Regions from separate parts of the Homo sapiens genome. Here all the other regions are linked to region 3. Evidence: chromatin loops called from intact Hi-C (ENCODE). Cell type or tissue: mammary epithelial cell. All regions are shown on one strand.

Region 1 (8,000 bases), 170 kb before region 3:
TCATGAAGGAGGGTGGTGTGGACTCAGCCTCTGAACCCTTGATAGAAGTTTGGAGTCTGGAAGCCAGTGTCTGACTACCTACCACATGGGCTGCACCAGGCATGTGCCTTTCCCTTGCAATTGTCACTTTAGAAAGTTTGTTGAAGCTGCCAGGGATATTTAAAAAAAAAAAAAAAAGAGAGAGAGAGAAAGAGAGAGTGATAAGAGAAGGGTGATGATAAGAGGGTGGAGAAAGACTGAGGGAGAAGCTTTCCACATCAGGGCTGTAGCTTTCCACATCTTCCACATGTTACTGACAGAGCTAATGTTAAAGAATATGGCTTCTGATTATAAGTGGGTCTCCTGATACTGAACCCCGAAACTAAAAACATTTACCTACCTAGTCACAGGTCATGCTAGACACACAAACATACATAGATATATACATAGGAGTAGGGTGAGATAGTCACATTTGAGATCAACCCCTTCTTTAGAAAACAACAGCACTCTAAAGGGGCTCCTGAGCCCAGCAGCTGGTCAGGAGGTTGTCATCTCCTGAGGAAGATGGACTAGGAATTCAGTTCTGGTGAATGTTGCTGTTAGATTCCAGAGATTTCTGAAAGGTCTAGGTTAACAGGGGTAGTGGTAGTAAGTCACTCTTGTGGTGTTTAAAGAAAGCCACTCAAAAGGTGCTGTCAGGCAATGTGTTTTTTTGGTGTTTTGAGAGATTACTTGTTCTAGGGACTATGTGTTGGGGAATGCTTCTTTCTCATTCTCCTAGCTTCCAAGAGGTTTTCCCTAAACATTACTGACCTTGAGCCCTACTCTTTATTCCTCCCTATGGACATGGAGTGATTTTGGAAAGAGAAGCTGAGCATTCACATCCCAGTCTCTCTTCTCTTTTGAGACTGAGGCTGCCTCAAGGCTGTATATATTAATATCTATGTGTATTTGTGTGTCTAACATGACCTTTGATGAGGTAGGTAAAGCTGTTTAACTTGGGGGTTCAGTATCAAGAGACCCACTTACAATCTGAAGCCATATTCTTTAATGTTAGCTCTGTCAGTAATAAAAGTGATGTTTTTGTCTTCTATATGCCCTCCTCTTTTGTCTTATTTCCTAACTGATTCAGAACTCATCCAGGGAGGAGGGATTTACTTGGACCGCCTAAGCCTATCCTGTCCCCAGAAGTGAAATGTGCCCCTTGGGTCCCAGCTTTCATTTCTGCCACCCTGACTCCTCAGTACCCAATGACACTGGTCCAACTACCTCCTGAGGCAAACAGATCAACAGTGTCCTGAGCTGAGCTGTATAGAAACATCTCCATGCCAGGGTTCTTCTGTGGCCAGCAGAAGGACCTGGGCCACCTGGGGCATGACACTCTCCTGTTAGTGGGGGAAAGCTGCCCAGTCTGCTCACTCACCTGGGGCGTGGCCCCTCGGGATCCTCACTGTCCAGCTGCGCCTCACATACAGTGTGGGGAGGAGGTGGAGGGAAGTCATCCATGCTATACACCGGGGTTTCCTGACTCGGTGGAGGAGGTGGGGGTGGGGGAAGAGGTTCAAATGTGGGGCTGGACGTGGCCTTGGGGTGCGGATCCCTCACAAACACTTCGTCTTCATAATCCTCATGAGGTGGCGGGGAGTCCCGCAGGACAGACTCAGATATTCGGAGGGAGATCCTCCCTGGAGTGCTCGGGGCCCCAAGAGGTGTGTCTGGGTCAGAAGTGCTGCATAAACTTGGAAGACTCTGCTGTTTTTGATAGTGCTTCAGGTTTGCAAAATCAGGGGCTGAGGATTCCTCAGGAAGGCTGTCCTCTCTGGCTGCGTGGGCCCACTTTGCTCGAGAAGGAGGTGGCCACTGAGGCAGCGAGACCCTCTTCCTCGTTCCCTCTTCTACCCCATGCTCTGGGCCATCGCCCTCACAGCCTCTTGGACCGGGAGGCTGGGTCAGGGTGTGACCATTGCTTCTGTGCATCATGGCAGGGGTGTAGGGCGGGAGAGGCTGTCGCCCTGTCTGACCGTCCTGTGAGCAGTAGCCAGAGGGAATGGCTGAAGGCAGAGGGGTGCCAATTGGGGTCAGGGGTGCAGCCCTGGTGTCTGTGACCAGCCCTTGCGTTCCTGCCAGTGGTGGCCTGGGGCAGGGTGTCCTACTGGCTTGCCTCTGATGGTCCAGGGTTCCAGGACATTCACTAGGAACGGAGGAATCACCAATGGCTTTGCAGCCTGAACCACCCCAACGAGGGGTGAGATGGTGGAAGAGCGGCAGCATCTCTTCTTGGCCTCTTTCTGAACAACTGAGTGACCTGGAACGGCACACAGACAGGAGGGTTACAGCTCTGAAGAAAGGGGCAAACATGCAGCCCAATGCTCCTTACATAGATGAGAAAAGCATTTAAGAGGAAGGAGGACCTCTTTTCCTTCCCCCAGAAACTGCACACTGTCTTCCCTGGCTGCTCACAGGAAGACCCAAGTTAAACCAGTACTAGGCAGGCATAAATTCCTACAGGAAAATGTCACATGGAATGACTGGGTTCACAAGGCATTTTCTTTTATTAACCCTCTCACCGCCCCCACATCCTGTACACACCATGCAACATAAGGCAGCTTTTGAGGACAGGCTTCAGGCTATAAAAACAAACAGTACATTTCTTCAGCCCCTTTTAGGACTACTTCAGGAAATAGCTCCCAGCTCTGGGGAAAAATAATGCTGCCTTCTTCTCTCCCAGTGCGATCCCCACGGGGGAGGTCTGTTTTGAAAGCATTTGCATGGGCTGCTGAATTTGAAGGTTTTATTTACAACTTTTGCTTACTCTCCTAGTGTTTTCATTTCATCTGATGAAAAATAAAAAGGAGGGGGAGAGTCTCACCTAAGGAGCTAATAAGCAGTTACCTCTGGAGAAAGAGGCTGGCAATAATAAGCAAATATAGTACATGGTGATTTAAACAACTGTACGCTAGACTCCGAGGAAAAACCCAACAATTCGCAAAACTTTTGTTATTGTGTTCTAAAGGAGAAAAATCCACAAAACAAAACAGAAAAAAGAGTCTGTGGCACTACCTGCTATGCAAGAGTTAATGTGAGGATAAAAAGCTCTCCAGCAAACCCACCGTGATTTGTACATTCCCTGTCTGCAGTTCCCTGACTGGCTATGTGAGTGGATCTGGAGTGCAGATGGCACATTTCATCTCACAGATCTGACTCCTCTGAGGGAGTGGTGACTCAGTCCCACATCAGAGCAATAACACAGGGCTTGCCACAAGATCATCCAAGTGCCAGGCAAACAGAATGCAGCATGTGGTGGAAGAAGATGGCAAAGAACCAAATTAGCTCTTCTCATGCCTTTATTTTTCCTTTATTATACATAGATGCAGATGATGGAATAAAGGGCCCACCTCTCTCTCTGATGCAACCCCTCCCTTCCCATGACCAGTCCCTTTCATTCAGACATGGTTTCTTTACCAGGAACCTCTCCATAGAGAAGTGTAGCCACTCTGCACTTCCTGGTGGCTTCCCGCTGGGGATGCTCTTCACTTCTGTCTCATCCATCCTGGCATCCCCAGTACCTGCCACCAAGTACCCCCTCAGCAAATGTCTGTTGAACAGTGACGTCTCCTTTGCCCAGCTGCTCTCCAGACTGTAGCATACAAACTGTTTTTAAACCCAGCATCCTTTAACAGGATGTGGAGTCAGTTGAAATCTGATGTTTTAACGACTAATTCAGATGCCTTTATTTTATTTATTATATCTTGAGGCTTTTCTAAAGGGGAAGACATCACTAAAACATACAATAATATAGCACTTATCCTTTAAAGATCCAGCCCAATAGACTTTTATATGATGTTTTTAGTTTGTGTGACCTTAGTTTACACAAACTATACTAAAGTGGCATTTTCTTTTTGAAGATAATATCAGTGGTAAATGCTTAGCTTGGTTGAGAATGCTTCTCCGTGGTGATTATTTTGTGTTTTTAGGAATGAAGTTTGGGATAAAAAAAGACTTTGTTCAAGTCCCTTTTATAATAGAGTGTGAGAGGGTCACCCAGAGTCTGCTGATATGTATCCAGGAATCCTACTATTCAAGAATGGATTTTGAGAGCAATTAGTCTCACCTTTGTTTTGTTTTGCTTTAAAAAAAAAAAGAAAAAGCATTTTTAAAAAATTGTGGTTAGAAAAAACAACATAAAATTTCATCTTAACCATTTTTAAGTTCAGTAGTGTTAATATGTTCACACTGTTGTGAAACAGATCTCCAGAACTTTCACAACTTGCAAACCTAAAACTATGTACCCACTAAATAATAACTCCCCATTTCCCCCTCCTACTAACCCCTGGAAATCACTATTTTGTGTTTTGTGTGAATTTGACTACTTTAAGTACTTCATACAAGTGAAATTATACAGTATGTCTTTTTGTGACTGGCTTATATTTCACTTCACGTAATGTCATGTTGAAGCATGTGGCAGAATTTCCTTTTTAAGGCTGAGTAATATTCCATTGTATGGCTATACCACATTTTGTTTATCCAATCATCTGTCATGAGTAGACATTTGGGTTGTTTCCACCTCTTGGCTATTGTGAATAGTAAATACAGCTGCTATGAACATGGGTGTGAACATGGGTCTTGGAGACCCTGCTTTCAATTTTTTTGGACACATACTCTGAAGTGGCATTGCCAGATCATATGGTAGTTCTATTTTTAATGTTCTGAGATCTCCATGCTGTTTTTCATACGGCTGCACCATTTTACATTCCCACTAACAGTGTGCAAGGTTTCTAATTTCCCCATATCCTCACCAACACTGGTTGTTTTTCGTTTTTTTAATTGCAGCCATTCTAATGTGTGTGAGGTAAACATCTCATTGTGGTTTTGAGTTCTCTGATGATTAGTGGTGTTGAGCATCTTTTCAATGCTTGTTGGCCATGTGTCTGCCATCTTTGGATAAATGTCTAAGTCTTTTGCCCATTTTTATATAGACAAGTAAATTTTTATGTTTGAAATTAACAAGTGAATGTCTGAATTTAGTTGGATTGGTATCCTCTAGTGTTTTTCTTTAAAATGGAGATAAAAAGAGTGGAGAATGTTTGAAAACAGGAAAGAAGTATATAATAATGACAACTATTGTCTCTTTGTGACCCATGAAGGCATCAAACTCTCATAAAACTTGAACAGTGCAAAATCTCTACTTTTCTATAAATTAGAACATTTTATGTTTTTTAAAAAGCACTAATGTAAAGTCTGAATTTCATGTATTCAGGGAGAATTATGTCAGCATGGAGGAAAACTGACTGATCCTAATAGGCATTCATGGAGAACAGAGGGCACATTCCTCCAAATTCCACCTTCCAAATTATTTTGACATTTCAATATTGTCCAGTTGATGTGACTCTTGTCTTCGTACTATGATTAACAGAGTGACTATGATAAAAGACCATGCAAGCCTTTAGAAAAAAAAGAGTGTTATACTTTTTTGTGTCTTCTTGGTTGTGATGGTCAGAAAAATATACTGCAAGCAGAATTTTTAGTACTCAAAATTCATAGCACAGGATCTGTGATCAAGTCCCTCCCATGTTTTCCTGTCGGCTGCACTTTCCATGCCTATGCTTTTCCCCAGGACAGCTGAGAATTACATGTCCTGAAATTATCAATATCCTTTTCAGCAAGCACTAGGCATGCAGCTGCACCTATGCTAATGTCAATTGCTGAAGAACAGGACAAGCATTTCAGTTATTCAGTGGTATGCGATGCTTGTCATATTTATTCTTTTGGCATTTTTACAGCTCAGAAAGTTTTTTTTTTTTTTTAAACACAGAACTAATTTTGTTGAGGAAGATTTCCCCCTCCCCACAAAATTGCCACCTGTGTTTCTCAGATTGTCGATATTGCCACTGAGCCAACCAACAGCCCCCCTCACCTGTCACCTTCAATTATTTTTTTCCTTTCCAAGTTTTATTTTAGGTTCAAGGAGTACATGTACAGGTTTGTTACATGGGTAAATTGCATGACGCTGGGGTTTGATGTAAAGATAATTTTGTCACCCAGGTAAGCATAGTACCTGATAGGTAGTTTTTTCAATCCTCACCTTCCTCCCACCCTCCACCCTCAAATAGGCACCAGTGTCTATTGTTCCCTTCTTTGTGTCCATGTGTACTTAATGCTTAGCTTCCACTTGTAAGTGAGAACGTGCAGTATTTGTTTTTTTGTTTCTGTGTTCATTTGCTTAGGATAATGGCCTTCAGCTCCATCCATGTTGCTGCAAAGGACATGATCTTGTTCTTTTTTTTACCTTTGCCCATTTTTAAATAGGGTTATTTGATTGTTTGTTGTTTCGTCCCGTCTTTGATTTCAGACCAATTTTCTTTAGCAGTACTCTAGTTTATTGTTAGTTTTCCCTTGTCTCTAGCATTTAATTAATGCACCCAAACTCACCAAAGTCCTCAACCTCACCTTGAATACTTTCTTCCTTGTCAACACAGCTATAGGAGCAAGAGCATATAAATGTAGAAGGCTGATCTTGGCTAGAAAGCAGGTAATTAATACCTACTTCCTGACCATGTTGGCTGCTTCTACTTGACAGAATTAGGTTGTGTTATTAAGAAGGTGAATGTAGAAACAATGATTGAATGAAATGTAAGAAAAATTAAGGAAATGGCTTAAAAACGTAGAAAGGAGTAGGTAGGGTGTAGGTGTATTATCATTAGTAATAATAGATTATAGTAGATAACTCTGTAATGCTGCATTAAAACTACATACAGAGTACATGGTTCAGAGAATACCCTTTCTGAAAATTTCTACTTATTAAGTCCCATGTGAACAGTTCAAAATTTTAAATTCTAAAAAAGTGCTCATTTTACTTTTCTACCCAGGATATATGATTTTGATGGCATTTTAAAAAAACGACTTTCCTCTGTTTTCCATCCCCACATGTATAAAGTTATGATTTTGAGCTTTATTTTTCACCTCCGATGCTTACAGTTTGCCTTCCTCTGTGAAGCTGTTCATGAAATGCCCGTTCTTCCCTAGCACTGTGGTCACCAGATGTGATGCTCTGCACACAGAGCTGGATGAGATCAGCCACACAGGAGGCCCCATTTGTGAAAGCCATGGGGCACGCTCAAGAATAGCACCTCCATTAATTATTCTGTTGTCAAACTGGTTAGCCAAATCAACCTTGTCCTCAGTAGCACATGTTCAAAACCTATTTTGAACAAGTGTCATTCTTAAAGAAAATCATTTCTAAATGGAAAATAAAAAGTTCTCCATGCTAAATGACGAGTTAATGGGTGCAGCACACCAACATGGCACATGTATACATATGTAACAAACCTGCACGTTGTGCACATGTACCCTAAAACTTAAAGTATAATAATAAAACTAAAAAAAAAAGTTATCCATGGCCTAGACAAATCAAAAAAGCATGTGACACTATATGACATCACATTTCAATTTCTTGTAGAAAGGAACAAGAGTAGTTTAACACCAGCAGCATTCATATGCAGAGAGCATCATAAGTACATGTACATACCTAGATCCAGGACCAGCCAAATAACATGGATCCTTCACAAGACCAAAGCCACTGTCTTGCCCCAAAAGCACATCCTTGAAACACAAGAAAGGCACAGCATTACTGCCAATAAACGGGTGTTTAAATTTACCAAGAGGGTGGAGGTAAAAAGGAGAAGGAACACCTATTTACTGGCAACCTACTATTGTCAGGCCACGTGGTGGCACTCTTACATAATCCCATGGCATCGATGCAGGAGATAAGCCGAAGATTTAAAAAAAAAAAAAAAAAAAAAAAGCAGAGTCAGAATTTGAACTTCAGTCTGTCTCACCAGGTGCCTCCTCTAACAAGGATGTTTCCTAACTAAGAGAAGTCTCCTAACGATTATCTCTGGAGTTCAAAACAACTGCTAAACTTGAAATAGGATAACGAAGACAATGAATTCAATGGGCCAAACTTTTCAAATGGCAATAGGGAAATATGAGAGATGACGGGAAAGGACAGTCTATTACATTTT
Region 2 (8,000 bases), 150 kb before region 3:
TGTCTACTGGGGCTGTTTGTGGGAAGAGGGGAAAAAGTTAATAAGAGAATAGGCACGGGTGAAGGAGACTTTGTGTGCACATGTATATGTTTTTAGTTAATATCTTTCCTTTTTATGGAATTGAAGGATACACCCTGGCAATCTTCCTGGAATCTTAACTGCACTAGAAACAATTTGTTTGTGGTGGGAAAGCTAAACACAAAGCTGAATGAGAGAAATTAGAGTCAGAAAAAGCTCATGAGAGGCAGAACTAAGGGGAAAGAGGGAAGGAGAGGGAAGCTTTATGAGAAGGCTTAATCACAGGGGCTCTTCGGTGCTGGGATTCCAACACCTGTGGATGACTTCCAAAAGCCAAAGCAAAGCCTCCTCATACATTTAGGAGGGCAAGATTTTCTCATTTACAAGCTCCTCCAGATGGTTTTCAGAGCCCGTCTGGAGAAGAGGAAAAAGACTATCAATCACTGTAAACTCCAGAAAGCTGTCTCAAAATAAAATTACTTAGAAACTCAAAATATATGTGTTTTTAAAAAATCACTTAAAACTCAACAATAAGAAAACAACCTGATTTAAAAACTGGCCAATCCTAAGAAGATATACAGATGGTGAAAAAGCAAATGAAAAGGCTGTCATCATAAGTCACTAGGAAATTACAAATTAAAACAACAAGATACTAGGGAACATGTTCTCAGGACGTCCTGAGGGCTCTGTCATAGGCAAAAACAAAAAACAACCAAACAAAACCAAGATACCACTACACACCTATTAGAACGGCCAAAATCCAGAACATTGACAATACCAAATGCTGGTGAGGATGGGGAGCAAGAGAAACTCTCATTCATTGCAGGTGGTAATGCAAAATGGCACAGCCACTTTTAAAAGAAGTTTGGCAGTTTCTTACAAAATTAAACATACTCTTACCATAAGATCCAGTGATCACATTCCCTGGCATTTATCCACTGGAACTGAAAACTCACGTCCACACAAAAACCCACACACGGATGTTTACAGCAGTTTTATTCATAATTGCCAAAACATGGAAGCAACAAGGCTGTTCTGCAGTAGGTGAATAAACTGTGGTATATCTACACAATGGAATGTTATTCATTACTTAAAAAAAAAAAAAAGAGCTGTCAAGCCATGAAAAAAATATGAAAGAAACTAAAATGCATTTCACTAGATGAAAAAAGCCAGTCTGAAAAGGCTACAAACCATATGATTCCAACTACATGACTGACATTCTGGAAAAGGCAGAACAATGGACACAATAAAAAGATCAGTGGTTGCCAGGTCTTAGGGGCGATGCAAGGAGGAATGGGCGAGCACAGAGGATTTTTAGGACAGTGAAAGTATTCTGTACGATACTATAATGATGGATACATGTCATTATACATTTGTCCAAACCTACAAAATGCACAACAGCAACAGTGAACCCTAATATAAACTATGGACTTTGGGTGATTATGATGTGTCAATGTAGGTTTATCAGTTGTAACAAATGTACTACTCTGGTGGGGGTTGCTGAAAATGGAGGAGGCTGTGCATGTATGGGGACAGGGACTATATGGGAAATCTCTGGACTTTGTTCAATTTCACTATGAAACTAAAACTGCTCTAAAAAATGTCTGTCTCTGTCTCTATATATATACACACACGGGGAGGGCATATATGAAGGAATAAGTGGTTTAAATGTTTGTGACTCACTGTTCTCTAAAGAAGGGTAAATCACTAGAAGTTCTTGCCCAAGATTTTCTATTTTTAAATGGATAGGCGTTTCAACACTATTAAAATTCATGATGTATTCTTCTATTTCTAGATTACATGTAAATAAATGTAGTGTCTTATTGGTCAAGTATGTGATAATGCTTTATGGCTGGAATATCTCCAGATAATATGTTGAGACTAGAAAAACCATATTCGGAGTCAAAACTTGTGCTGGAATTTAAGGAAAAGGAGACTACACTTTCAGCAGCTCTCCTCAAGAATGTAATTTTTCTCTATCAGAGAAAGTCAGTTGACTGAATGGCGCATCCTACTTCGGGACAGATAGGTATAAATTCAAGGGAGAAAGGAAGGAAATAGCTCCCAAGCCAGCCAGATCAGGGAAATCAGACCCGGCACTCAATGGCATAGCATATGTCAAAGATTTTACCCCCTACCCTGAATTTCTTCATTCCCCTCTAAATAAAGAGGTCCTACTAAAGAAGCGCTAGACAGCCTTGTGGATAATCCTGTATGACCCAGTCTGCTTCCTTTTTAGAGCTAATACTTCCAGGGGAAATGGAACCCCATAAGGGCCGTTTCATTCACCATTTCTATGAAGGTAGGAGACATTAGGTAATCCTCCTCCCAACTGCTGAGAATTTTAGCAGTCTTTCATTGAAAGGATAATTCAAATCTAACATAGGAACACACACAACAAATCAAAGTAAATAAACTGATGGTTAACTGAAACACTATCGAGTGGGGAAGATACCATCACTAAAATATATATATATATATATATATATATATATATATATTTTTTTTTTTTTTTTTTTTTTTTTTTTTTAAGATAGAGTCTCGGTCTGTCGCCCAGGACGGAGTGCAGTGGCGCAATCTCGGCTCACTGCAACCACCGCCTCCCGGGTTCAAGCAATTCTCCTGCCTCAGCCTCCCGAGTAGCTGGGATTACAGGCAGGTACCACCATGCCCAGCTAATTTTTGTATTTTTAGTAGAGACGGGGTTTCACCATGTTGGCCAGGCACGTCTCAAACTCCTGACCTCAAATGATCCACCCTCCTTGGCCTCCCAAAGTGCTGGGATTACAGGCGTGAGCCACCGTGCCCAGCCTAACATATCTTAAAATATAGATGGTATCTATAAATATGAAATCCCTGTTACACATATCTCTAATCAGACCAGTGCAAGGGTATAGTGGGTTCCTTCCTGTAGCAAACCTAAGGTAGAAAGGTCATGGAAGGCCTCTGTTAGGTATTTTCCCTCCTGCCCGGAGAGGGTTCTGTCCCTTCAGAATTACCATTCCCAAGCTGCCTGGGGAATACAGGCACTGATATCACTCACTAGGACAAGTTCTTCCACTGCTGTCTGGAAATACTCATTTTTATTACCTTTGCCATTGATGCCACCAAAATGGCACTTTTAATGATGGGTAAGAAAACTTGGAATGAAGGTTTTCAATCCTGCAACAATTCCAACTCACATAAAGCCAGCCTTACTCTCAAGAGGGGTGCATCTTGAGTGGATCAAAGTTCTTACCATGGTCTGGCTACTTCTCCAGCCTCATTTTCTATTGCTCTTCTTCTTGCTCCCTGCACTCCAGCATAATAGTTTCCCTGTTGAAACTCAAACCCAGGAAATTTATTCCCATCTCAGGGTCTCAGAGTCTTTGTACTCACTGCTCCCACCACCCGGAGTGCTCTTCACCTGGCTTACTCCCTCTTACTTCATTCAGAGAGGACCTCCTGGAACTAACTAAAGAGCATCTCTTCTCTCCTTTATGCCTGTTACCCTGCTTTATTTTCTTCACAGCACTTACCACTACTTGACATTATATCATATCCCTTTGGTTATGTGAAAGAGACTTTGACTGTATCTATAATATTTAAAGAACTGAAGTGAACATAAAATGCTTTTTAATTCTGTGGTAGATGTATGTATTTTTATAATATCATTCTATTTTGTGTGTTTAAAATACTTTTAAACACAGGTATCTACCAGGTACGGTGGCTCACGCCTGTAATCCCAGCACTTTGGGAGGCTGAGGCGGGAGGATCGCTTGAGCCCAGAATGTCAATGTTGGAGTTAGCCTTGATCGCATCACTGCACCCCAGCCTGGGCAACACAGTGAGACCCATCTCAAAAAAAAAAAAAAAAGTATTTTTAAAATATTTAAAACATAGAGCACAAAATAAGTGTATGAAAACATTTCCTAAAGTGTGCTCACAGAACACTAATTCCTTAGATGATTAAATATGTTTGGAAAATATTGAGCTAAATAAGCTAAACAATTTTATTTACTGCAAGATTTCTGAGTCTTTTATAAACTATTGTTCTCCCAAACCATTTTTCATGTGTTGTTCTAAAAGAGAAATATATAATTTAACTAAGAGATGTTTTCTAAACTTACTTGATCTCAGAAACTTTTTTTTCTAAGAAGTATCTAGTGGATTGTTATTCCACGGAACACATTTTGGGAAACAAATAATTGTGGTGCAGGGGGCTTTTTATGCCTTGTTCACCACTGTACTCCCAATACCTACAAAGCATCTGAGACATAGTGGATGCTCATACAGATTTGTTGAATGAATGAATCACTGATTTGATACTGCTATTTCAGCCTCTTGTCAGGGGGCTAGACTACATAACTTTTCAGTCTCTTCTAAAGTACTTTAGTACTTTAGAACCACTGGGTGAGATTTCCATAGGGCAGCAAAAACAGAGTGTCAAGGGTCTGACAGAAAGCAGCTGAAATACAATTTCAGTGAAATTCCAAATCCAACCTAGCTCACAGTTAAATTACACATCTTCAGTCTCTCCATACTTCTCTTTCTCTCTCTCTCTCACCTCACTCCTGTCTCTCCCTCATCCTCTCACCCCCTCTTACGCCTGCTTCTTAACAAGAAACAGATCCATAAATTCAGGACTGAGATTGGTTTCTGGAACTTAAACTAAGGCTGTCAGAGAGATACCAGCCAACTGATGTGGCACACTGGACCACTAGATGCCACTGTGCTCCTCAGAAACACACCTGGGGCACCTCTCCACCTGCCGCTGCCAAGATCAGATCCCACAGGTGGAACTCAGCATGGGGGTCAAGCCCTCTGCCAAAGCTGCAAGCCTCAGGCATGGTTTGTTTGTGCTGCACCACAGGGTGGTTTGTGCTGCAGCAGGAGAGAATGCACACGCCTGTAACATTTTGAGTTATTTGAACTTTCCTTTCTCCTTTTGTCCCCATGCAGTGCTTTTGTGCTGATGGTCCTTATGTCAGGAGGAACAATTTTGAAGCTTCAATCAGAGAGACAGAGTGGTAGATACAGCACAAGGGCAGATCCACCTGCCTAAGCCCCTCTGGAGGCTGGGATGCAGAGGAGGAAGGAGGAGGTGCAGAAGCAAAGCCTTGAAAATACTGTACTTCTGGTGCTGACGGCCCCATTCCCCTGAGGCCTACTGGAGCTCACCATAGTTACTGTAAGCAGTCATTCTAAGTACTGATTGCAGTGCTTATCTCTGCTGAAGGGCCAGCACATTTTTTAAGTCACAGTGTGGCTTTGGATTTAGGGCTTCATAAGAAGGTTAGGAGTAAGGATGCTCAAAGGACCCCACTGTTGAAGGGCACTCTGTTAATACATACCCACCTGCATTTATAAGTGTGTGCTGGCCATTCACCCTCAAGTTCAGTACCAGGTTTCATGGTGTCCTGAAGTCTTCAGCTTAATTATTATAATCAGTCATCATTCATTGAGTGCTTACTATGTACTAAGAATTGCACATATGCTATTTTATATAATCCTCACAACAATCCAATGATGTAGGTACTAGTTATTTTACAGAAAAGGAAGCCAAGATCAAAGGTTAAATGATTTGCTCAAGCTTACACCGTAGGGGTAAGGGGAGATTTAAACCTAGGTCTGACTTAAAGGCCCAGTCCCTTACCACTATGCTATTCTTCCTTCATTGTTAGGCTCCACACACCTTACCTTCTAAAGGCCCTCAACACCTCCATGCCTGTAAAGCAAAAGTAGTCTGGCTTTGTCAAGGGTCAGGAGACACTGCTAGGAAACCTGCTCTCTGAGAACAGATGGCTCAGACGGTGAGAATAATTTCTTTCAGGGTGATTGGGAAGGACATGGGCAAGGGAGAGGAGCATCTGTAACCAGGAAGGAACCAGGACATTATCTCTTCCTGTGGCCTGAATCCTACCCTGATATGCTGAGAGAGGTTTGTCCTGTTCAATTCCATGAGCTACTGTTCATCAGTGAGAGGTCTAGGATTTGGCCCTTGACTTGACCAGACATGAGTATTAAGGGCTGTGACTGAGTTCTGGCCTTGCCAAATGCATAGCTACCATCTGTTCATTAAGTAATCCTTCCAGAAGCTTCCAGCCTCCCCTCCTCCCCCCAACACACATGCACACACATACCAACACTTGCGTCTCCTTTGTATGTAAGGACTAAGTGACCCTTATTTTCCTGACCTCGCTACATTAGCGCTATCTAAGCATTTCCCAAAAGTGATAAGCTACGGAGTCTAACTCCCTGGGATCAGAAGATAGATTCCAGTTTGTAGGGGTTCCAAGTCTGAAGTGGAGGGGAGTCCTGGCTTAGTTCTCTCTCTAATGTGTGATGGTGGTCAGGCTGTGCTCCCTCGTTCTATAACCCCTCTCCTAAACCACTTGTGAGGGCTCTCCTTCTTCCTGACCAAACCTTGACCCATACAACAAACAGTAGCTAGAAAAGCAGAGGAAGTATAACCTACTGATTACATGCAGCAGCTTTGAAACCTGGCTTGGATTTGTCTTGACTTGGGTACTGATCAGTTGTTTGAGCTTGGACAAACTAATCTTTCCAAGCTTAAATTTCTGTTTGTTTGTTTGTTTGTTTTTTTTTTGAGATGAAGTCTTACTCTGTCACCCAGGTTGGAGTGCAGTGGCGTGATCTGAGCTCACTGCAACCTCCACCTCCCGGGTTCAAGCGATTCTTCTGCCTCAGCCTCCCGAGTAGCTGGGATTACAGGTTCATGCCACCACACCTGGCTAATTTTTGTATTTTTAGTAGAGACAGGGTTTCACCGTGTTGGCCAGGCTGGTCTTGAACTCCTGACCTCAGGTGATCCGCCCTCCTTGGCCTCCCAAAGTGCTGGGATTACAGGCATAAGCCACTGCACCCAGCCGCAAGCTTCAATTTCCTATTCTGCAAAATGGGGTTAATACTACTGTATCTGTTTTAAAGAAGTCTATGAGTCACTACATGAGATAATGTATACACTGAGTGGTCCTCAGTACATTAGTTGTGCCGTTGGAGCTAAGATGGACAAATTACCTTAATTGAAAGAGCAAAACCAAATGGGGAGTTCAAACACAGGAATAAAAATGGATACGGTTTTGACTAAGGCAGAAAGCACACTTAAGCACTGAAGGAAGAAAAATCTCAATTTTTCTAATATAGTGCTATCAGTGGAGAAATGTCTGAGAATTGATGGACCCCATAAATATCTCAAATGGCCAGCCAGTGCTTCAAATAATTCTGATCTTCAAGTTGATCTAGCCAAGCATATAAAGGTAACTCATATACACGTCAAGCACTATAAGAGGATGAGAAAAGCAGTGGATAGAGATTTAATATTTAGTGTGAGTATAAGAAAAAACATTCTCAAAACAGAGAAGAAAACATTCTTTTCTGGGAACATGACATTAGAAAGAAAGAAACCCTTCAGTCTCAGCTATAGCCACTTACCTGGAATGGTAGCTTTGGTGCCAAGGAGGGCCGATCATACCCTGAGATATCTGCATCATGCTGGCATCGGGTTGCTTCTCCCCAGATTTAGTTGTGTGCCACGAGTGAGGTCGGCCTGCAGGCTCACTGCGCCTGGGGAGACACAGGAGGGACCCCCCAACATTAGCCAAAGTCTCAGCTGAGTCTCCTCACTGATGTGACTTGTGGATTTGGAAGCGAAGACTGCTGTGTCCTCAGAGATTGAAAAGCAACCAAGTCAATACTGAGAAGAAGATTTTGCTACTTATTTCTCTGACTAATCATTGTTATTCTCTGCTTAACTTGTAAAAATTTTTACTTATTTTGACATAATTTCAGACTTGCATTAAAATGTTGCAAAATTAGTGTAAAGAATTCTCACATAAACTTCGCCTAGACTTCCTACATGTTAACATTTTGTACTTTATTAATGTAAAGCACATGGAGTTGCCTTGGTCTTTCTTGGTCTCTATCTATCCATATATAAAAATGGGAGCCCGCAATTCCTTTCCATTTCCCAAAGGGCTTTG
Region 3 (8,000 bases):
AAAGCTCACATTATTACAGAGGGGGAAAAATGCAGCTGCCGACAGGATCGCTAAGAACAACAAATACCAAGAAAATCTCAAAAAAACTGACCACTTTTTTCCTAACCATATTTTTGCTGACTATTTTCTCCACAGCCTTGGAAACTTGTTTTCACCTCCATTCTTTTCCAAAGAAAGACTTCTACCCCGGGGGAGAAAAAAAAAAAATTAAGACCTCAACACCAAGTACAAATTGCTCATTTAAAGAACAGGAATGTAGGATGCGGGGGCTTTTCTTCCTTAAAAACTCATCACTGTGTAGAAAAAATCTGAATGCTGTCCTGATTCTTCTTGAGCAGTGGAGCAGTTTTTTGGTTTTGTGTGAGTTAATTTTAATTAAAAAAAAAAAAAAAAGCACCATTCTTGAGAAGCTGTTGCTATGAGACTTCCTGGGCCACAACAGATGGCCACAAGAACAGTTCTCAGGCCTGAGCTCGGAGCTCTGCGGCCTCCACTCAGGCATACCATTAACATTCCTGAAATACCTTCGGAGGCAATGCAGGCCAGCCACCTTCAGACGGCTCACCCGCAACTGGCCTCCCTGGTCAAGGGGCCAGGGTTGAAATTTGTTATAAACTAAATGATCAGGTCTTTCTAGGAAAAAGCCAGAGGAGAGAGGGTGCTGTCCTCAATTTAGGCTTCAGGAAAACTTTACCAGCAACCCGCTGGGGTTTTGAGTTGTTCAGGTGAGCACACACCCAATTCATTTCATTGTTTTAATGCTCTCTCTTTCAGTCACAGAGTGATCCAGTTAAGAGAACCAGCATATTTTTGGCCTGAAGCATTTTAGTGCCCAGAGAGAACTGCTCAGGGAAAGGTTTAAGGATCCCTGATTTCCGTTTTGACAGAAAGACAAAAAGGGAAGGAGAACCGCATGGTATTTGAGGTTCTAATTTCTCACTAACTTCTTGGTAGTGTTGGACAAATTCTTCCATTTCATTCTTTTTCTCTCTCTCTTCCACACTAGGATAATGATATATGACCTACCTCAGATGGAAGAACTAATGATCCACGATTAATAAACAACTGAGAAATAAATGCATAAGTATCAGGTCACTGAGACTGTGCCTCCACTGCTGTGAGAGTAAAGATAAGGGAAGAACTTGGAGATTCCCTTCAGAGGCTGATTGCTGGGACCCCCGCCCCTGGAGGGCTGATGGGCAATGTGGAACACATGTTTTAGTGGGCAGAGTCTACTGGTAGCTCTACTGCTTACTAGGGAGCTTTGGTACTTGGAAAAAACCAAGTGTTTCTGAGCAGCCATAGCTTCCCAGGGTGGGGCTCATTTACATTCCAACACCAGAGTTTTTGCTTTAAAGCCAGGCTTCCAGTGCAGAAGCAAAGTCCTCCTTCAGTGACTGATGCCAGGAGTCTTTTTTCTTTTTTTTTTTTTTATGAGACAGAGTTTCACTCTTATCACCCAGGCTGGAGTGCAATAGCACAATCTCAGCTCACTGCAACCTCCGCCTTCTGGGTTCAAGCGATTCTCCTGCCTCAGCCTCCCGATTAGCTGGGATTACAGGCATGCGCCACCAAGCCTGGCTAATTTTGTATTTTTAGTAGAGACAGGGTTTCTCCATGTTGGTCAGGCTGGTCTCAAACTCCCGACCTCAGGTGATCTGCCCACCTTGGCCTCCCAAAGTGCTGGGATTACAGGCGTCAGCCACCGCACCCAGCTAGGAGTCTCTTGATCACTTGTGGAACATCACTCATTCTATCAGTTTTGGTTCACACAAGTTTGTTGAGAGCTTTTATCTCAATGGGATCAGATGATATGCCACCCATACCGCTCTGCGGCTATCATTTGGGCTTCATTTTTTAAACCAGTCAGTCCAACTAAGAAGCAAAATTGTGTGAGACAGCTTAGGTTCATGCCTTCCAAAATCATCCATTTGTATGAAAGTATACCTTCCCACCCGTCACCAAAATGTGATCATTAAGACTGCTGGGGATTTTTTTTTTGTTTATTTTTTGTTTTCTAAAAAACATGCCTTTTAGGGGTTTGGCCTAACAAGGAGTGCTACCTTTTCCCTATTAACCAGCGACATTTTAATGAAGTCATCTATGGAGGGGTGGAGGTGAGGAAGCTGTTTCTTTTTCCATGTGTCTAGGGCTACCCAAACTCAGCTTGCTTGTCTGCTCCCTATGGCCAGAGCACATTGAGCTAAGGGAGGTCTTCACCCAGCTGCTCAGCTTCTGAACCTACAGGCCTCCCCAACCCCAGGAAAAGTCAGGGGCCAAGGCTGGACACTGTGGGGAGAAGAAGGGGAGAGAGACAGAAACAGAAAGAAGGTGTCTGATGTTTGCAACCTTCCATTTGCAGAGCTGAACCTTCCAAGCAGAGCCAAGGGGGTGCACAGCATGTGTCTAGGAGGGGGAGGCTGCGTGGCTTTCTTGTGCCCCATTGTGTATTGTGCTGTCCACAGCACCAGTAGGGACCCTCACCAGACAGCAGTCAGGGAGCCTGGCAGGCATTCCACAGTTCCTGGAAGGAGGCTTTTAAAAATGGTCACTCGGGAAACAATAAACTTAAGATACTTAATCCCCTTGCCCTCCAATCTAACTCTCTAATGATATTGTTCTTGGAATAAAATATCTATTTATCATAGTTATTAATGAATGTGTTAAATTACATATTTGGAGTGCCCTGGTACTCTGCAGACCTGAACAAGGGCTTTCTACACTCTTAATATGAAACGTGGGGTTTGTGACTTTGTTTACTTTTAAGTATTGTTAAGAAGTTTTTCAACCAGCTCTCTCCTCTTCCTTTCTGTACCTTTTTAGGATACTGGGGTTTTTATGGAAGACAATGATTAGGGCTAAGATTAGGGAATAAGATGAGGGTATTTATCCCTCTCCATACAAAAAATGATTTACACTTAACTCAGGAAATTACCTTTGATTTATATATTCTCTAGGTTGTAATTCATAACCGAAGGTAGATTTTTGAAATATAAAAATGTTCAATATCTATTTAGCTTTCCAATGTTCATTTCTCTTTAACAACTTCAACATTTATAAATTCACTTTGTGTCTACCTACCTATGGATCCATATTTTAAAATCACTTGCATATACACTATATTTTTAAGTGATTGCTGTAGACTTGTGTGATGATCATATTTCATCTGATGGGTAATGCCATTTCTGGTGCTTTTATTCATCAAAGCAGTAATTTTTATGTTTATATTAAATGTCACTAATGTGTTATTTTATTATAGGAAAATGTTTTTATAAAGACACTTTAGCTAACTGCTGAAAAAAATGGAAAACTCCAACTGGCTGTAATCATTGGAAGAAAAAACACACTTGAGGATGATTAGCACAGATTTTGAATGACCTGTTTGCCCTATTGCTGTTTATCACTTGAACAGAATCATTGAGAATGGGTAAACACCTTCCTTTCATGAAGGTGTTTACATCCTTGAAATTAATGAGGTGGGAAAAGTAGTCTCAGAACCTCTTTAGATTTATAAAGAGAACTTTACCCATTTTCAGAATGTTTTCAATGAAAAAAATTTAAATCCAAGGGAAAATTACCTTCCTTCCTATCACAACAAAACAGACAGGGTGAAAACACTAGTCCCAAACCACCAGTCTTTTTTATCAATCTTCAATTATTAAATCCTCAAGTTACAAATACGGTGACAGCAACCCCAGAGAAAAGACAGGATGGTCCCTGAAGTATGTGTCAATTGATTTACAAGTAAAATGAAATCAGAGCATAGTTAAGGATTAATCAGAATCACACAGAAGCACGTTCTTAAGCATCTCAACTGTTGCTTAAATGTAGGTGCTTGCATTTATAATCCGACCTTCTCTGAAACATAAAGGATGAGAAGAGTGAGCCAACCAATCAATACAATCCAATTTTGCTGTTGAAGTGCAATTCATTGATTCACCCATGTCGAACAAACCTAAAAAAGAAAAGCTGCCTTCATATCCCAAATAAGAAAGTTAAAGATAGCTTTAAAAATAAGTTATAATTAAAATTAGGCTGTAAATCCTGAGGTTGCATGATTGGAGGGAGCCAAGATGTTCAGGCTGACTTGGTCTTATTATACAAGTTAGCATATATATTTGTTGGCCTTAACTAAAAGTTACTTTACTCTGTTATCATTTGAGCTTCTCATCAAATAGGAAAAAGTGCCCGTTGCCTGAGAGGACTAGAGTCATTTGTCAAGCTCTCTCCTCCCCATGTACATGTTTCTTTATTCTTTTATATTATTTTGTCAGCATATCTGACAGCCCAAAACCTTGGTGATTTCATCACAAAGGCCTAACTTGAACAACTTCCCTACCTCTCTTTAGTTTACCTTCCCAATGCTGGCATTTCTGCCAACATCGACGGAGAAATAATGTCATCGAGAAATCGTTGGTTTAAAATGGACTTACCTTAAGGAAGTCTATGCCCAGGCAGGTCCATTGTCCTCAGTTATCTGTTGGTCATTTCTGTCCTGCGTGACACTGGGCCAAGGCTGGCCCACCGCGGGGGCTTGGTGGCTTGGGGGAGGTGGCCTAGAGGCACGGTTCTGGCCCAGGAAGGATCCGCAGGAGCCAGCCCGAGGAAGACAGAGCTGAGACACAGGTGTCTGACACCACAGACGCACCTCCGCTGGGAACCTGGGCTGCCCTGATTAGCCAAACACAAAAGGCAGTTTGAATGACTGCCTCCTCCCGGCCAATCGCCGGCCGCCTGCCTGACAGGAGCTGGCCCGCTGATGTAAGGGGAAGTCCACTCGGCCAGAACCTGAGAACCGGTTTCCACCGCGCTGGCACGCCGACTCCGGCGTGCATTCCCGCCGCCACTTGCAGGAGCTGCCTGTCGTGCTGTGGTGTCCTGCCCGTCCCCAACAAGTGTCGCTCTAGGGTCCTCTGACTCATAAACACGACGTGCTGTGAAGACCATTAAAGCGAAGGTAAAGAAGAACACAGCGTCGGCAGCTTTATCTGCCCTTCCTCCCAGCCCTGGCGAGTCGGGCTTCTTTGTAGCTAATTAAGTTCAATTTTTAATTAGCTATGTTTTTTGCAAGCAACAGTTTCTTCCAGACACTGGGAGAAGAGACAGGAACAATAAAGAAAGATCTTTCTACAGTCATTGTTCTCAACAATGAAATTCAGTATTATAAAAATCACCACAGACATAAAAATAGATCATTTATAATAAAGATGCTGCTCATAAAAAAAGACAAAACAACAACACCACATCGCATCTTAAAATTCAGCACAGTGGGGTGCGATGCAGCCCGCCTTTGTAGATGAAATCATAACAGGTTTCCTAAACTCCATCCAGTTACAGACTTTACTTAAATCTATCATCTGAGGCCCTGAAACCGCAATCCTTCGCAGCTGTATGGATAAGTAGTGCTTGATTCAAGTTTGGTATTTGCCCCAGACTGTAGGGGTCAGCTTAACAGTAACCATAGACACAAAGAGAGAGAGAAAGAGAAAAGGAACAGCACACACAGAAAGAAAATGGGACTCCAAGAGTGTCTGAGTTTATGGGTATGTAAATGTATTTTCCTTAGAGCCATCATGATGGGAAAATAATTATAGAATACACAGACAATTTATAAATTTCCTTGCAAAAGAATTTGAACAAGATTTGCAGGTTATTTTTAGGCACAGAAAGAAGAGAGAAAGGGAGCATGCCCCCCTCCCCACACACACAGAATTCTGAATTCACAGTGGCATTATTTTCTACCAGCAGTAGTAATCATTCCAAACACCAACAAAGTCTGAAGCATCCTCAAAGTATCATTGCATTTCAAAGGTGATACTAATTTTATTGAAAGATTGTTCCTGTTTTAACTAGAATGTCTGTCTCTCTAGAATGTTCCACTTGAATTCCAGAGTTATTTATATCTCTATAATGTGAAATCTAAGGAAATGAAATTGAGGCAAATGTGGGATAGGAATGGGGTGGGGCACAGAATCATCTTTCAAAAGAAGAGAAGCCTCCCACTAGATCTGGCATCATAGATGCATTCGTTCAAAAGTAGCCTCCTTTTTTCTTAGGAAAGCACTGTTCTTATCCCAGCTTTATGTTTTCCTCTCCCCACCATGCAACCTCCCCAAAACACCACCACAGAGTGGAATTTCCTTCCATCATAGGCTACTCCCAGCAAGCCAGAGTTCAAGAGCAGCCAGGCCGTGCAATTCATTTTGAATATGTCAAATTTAACAACCTCCTGCTGCAGACCAGAGCTCATCTCCACTATGCGGAATGACGAATGGTCATGTTTGACGTTTGTTTATCACAATCAGCCGGCTAGTATGGGAACGCCATTCCTGAAAAGACCAGAACATTCACAGTAGTTTAAAGGAGCCAGGAGTGGACTCATTTGTGTCACCAGTCACTTCCTCATAGTCCAGCTCTGTCCAATTTAAGCTCACTTCAGATCCACTCTGCTCCAGATTCTCTGTGACAACATCCTCAACAGGTTGTGTTGGCTCAGGGAACTGTGTATATTGCATACACAGTCCTCATGGATGTTATGTTGTTACAGTAAAAGAAATCTATGTGACTCTTTTTTTTTTTTTTCTTTGAGATGCAGTCTTGCTCTGTCGCCAGGCTGGAGTGCAGTGGTGCAATCTCAGCTCACTGCAACCTCTGCCTCCCGGATACAAGAGATTCTCCTGCCTCAGCCTCCCAAGTAGCTGGGATTACAGGCATGTGCCACCACGCCTGGCTAATTTTTTATTTTTTTTTAGTAGAGATGGGGTTTCACCGTGTTGGCCAGACTGGTTTTGAACTCCTGACCTCAGGTGATCTGCCCGCCTCAGCCTCCCAAAGTGCTGGGATTATAGGCGTGAGCCGCCGTACCCAGCCTCTATGTCACTCTTTAGGGAAACTAAAACAAGGAAAAGTTAAAAGCAATTAAATAACCTGTCCTTTCACAAATTATGAGATGAATAAGGAAAGCATTGATATTTACAAAGAATGGATGCCTTTTAGTAATACTAGATTGAACCATATGAAATTGCCAATATTTGATAATTTTTGGTCCACTACAATAGAAATTTCATGTGGTTCCAACCTACAGTTGACCCATAGTTAGTAGTTACTATGTGTCGGTAGTTACCATGTTACATTCTCTAATCATCACCACAATTCTATAAGGTAAATATTATAATTATTACTCCAACTTTACAGATGTGGAAACTGAGGCTTCGAGAAGTAACTTGTTGAACATTTTACAGCCAGCAAGCAGCAGATCTGGAATGCACACCTAAGCAATCTGACCACAGAGCCCATGTTCTGAACCACCACCCTCTGAGATAAAGGCTTTGCATTCACCAGCTTTGTGATTGCAGGCAAATTATTCAGCTTTTCCAAGCGTCAGTTTTCTCTCCTCTGAAATGGGTACCTATCTGATGTGAGGACTGAAGGTGATGCTATGAAAAAGCACTTAGCATAGTGCTTGGTCTACAGGAAGAGCTCTAATGTTACCCAGTTGTGGTGGTATGGGCTGGATGGTCGCTCTTCCTACCTTCATCATGACCTGAGGTGAGAGCATAGAGCACGACCTTTCACCCTTGGGTGGTTGGGTGGCCACTCATGGACAGAAGAATGGTGAGCTCAGGGGTCCTCAAGTCTGGAGATGATGCCGTCCTAAGTCAGTGCAGACAACTCTGGTGCATAGGATGTTCTTTACACTGGAATGTGCACCAGCTCCCCTCATTTAGAAGGAAGACCATCCACACCACGCTGCTCCCCCAGCCCAGGTAAGACCTGCCCACAGCCCCATCTTGTATTTCCTCCTTTCTCTACATCTGAGTTCTAGAGAGCATTCAGACTCAGCTGTGATCAAAAACAAACGCATCTGTTCCTCATGTGGAATGCTCTCACAAACATCTTGACTTCTCACTTTCTACCTGTCCAGATTCTTTGGCAATCACTTGCAGAGGGTTAGGCCATTCTTGTTGGAAGAAGTAATGATGATCTAATCTGGAAGCAGT

Evidence for each region. Peaks named below come from ENCODE experiments on the same cell type or tissue, not always from the same donor. Only the 100,000 strongest peaks of a DNase experiment are listed, where the experiment ranks them.
Region 1: a loop joins it to region 3, with 6 times the contacts of the local background. A loop is called at or near these places in 5 of 110 quality-filtered maps.
Region 2: a loop joins it to region 3, with 4 times the contacts of the local background. A loop is called at or near these places in 7 of 110 quality-filtered maps.

Annotation. Positions count from the first base shown.
Region 1 is chr4:76,748,595-76,756,594 of GRCh38, reverse strand. It overlaps SHROOM3 (shroom family member 3), which reads right to left. Exons shown (of 11, transcript NM_020859.4): 6 at 7,505-7,578; 7 at 1,403-2,284; 8 at 1-146. The region is part of intron 1 of SHROOM3-AS1 (SHROOM3 antisense RNA 1); the gene reads left to right. Among named protein-coding and RNA genes, the nearest start is that of SHROOM3-AS1, 50 kb to the left of the region's middle. RefSeq lists a silencer at 2,385-2,679. In mammary epithelial cell, a CTCF peak has its summit at 7,697 (motif pointing right); DNase peaks (open chromatin) are centred at 2,534 and 3,204; H3K27ac peaks cover 2,177 bases.
Region 2 is chr4:76,730,388-76,738,387 of GRCh38, reverse strand. It overlaps SHROOM3 (shroom family member 3), which reads right to left. Exons shown (of 11, transcript NM_020859.4): 4 at 7,453-7,584. The region is part of intron 2 of SHROOM3-AS1 (SHROOM3 antisense RNA 1); the gene reads left to right. Among named protein-coding and RNA genes, the nearest start is that of SHROOM3-AS1, 68 kb to the left of the region's middle. In mammary epithelial cell, a CTCF peak has its summit at 4,722 (motif pointing right); no DNase peak of the experiment used is centred here.
Region 3 is chr4:76,582,903-76,590,902 of GRCh38, reverse strand. All of the region lies in intron 2 of SHROOM3 (shroom family member 3), which reads right to left. Among named protein-coding and RNA genes, the nearest start is that of MIR548AH, 11 kb to the right of the region's middle. RefSeq lists an enhancer at 4,527-4,596. In mammary epithelial cell, a CTCF peak has its summit at 4,731 (motif pointing left); DNase peaks (open chromatin) are centred at 572 and 4,712; H3K4me3 peaks cover 1,677 bases; H3K27ac peaks cover 4,730 bases.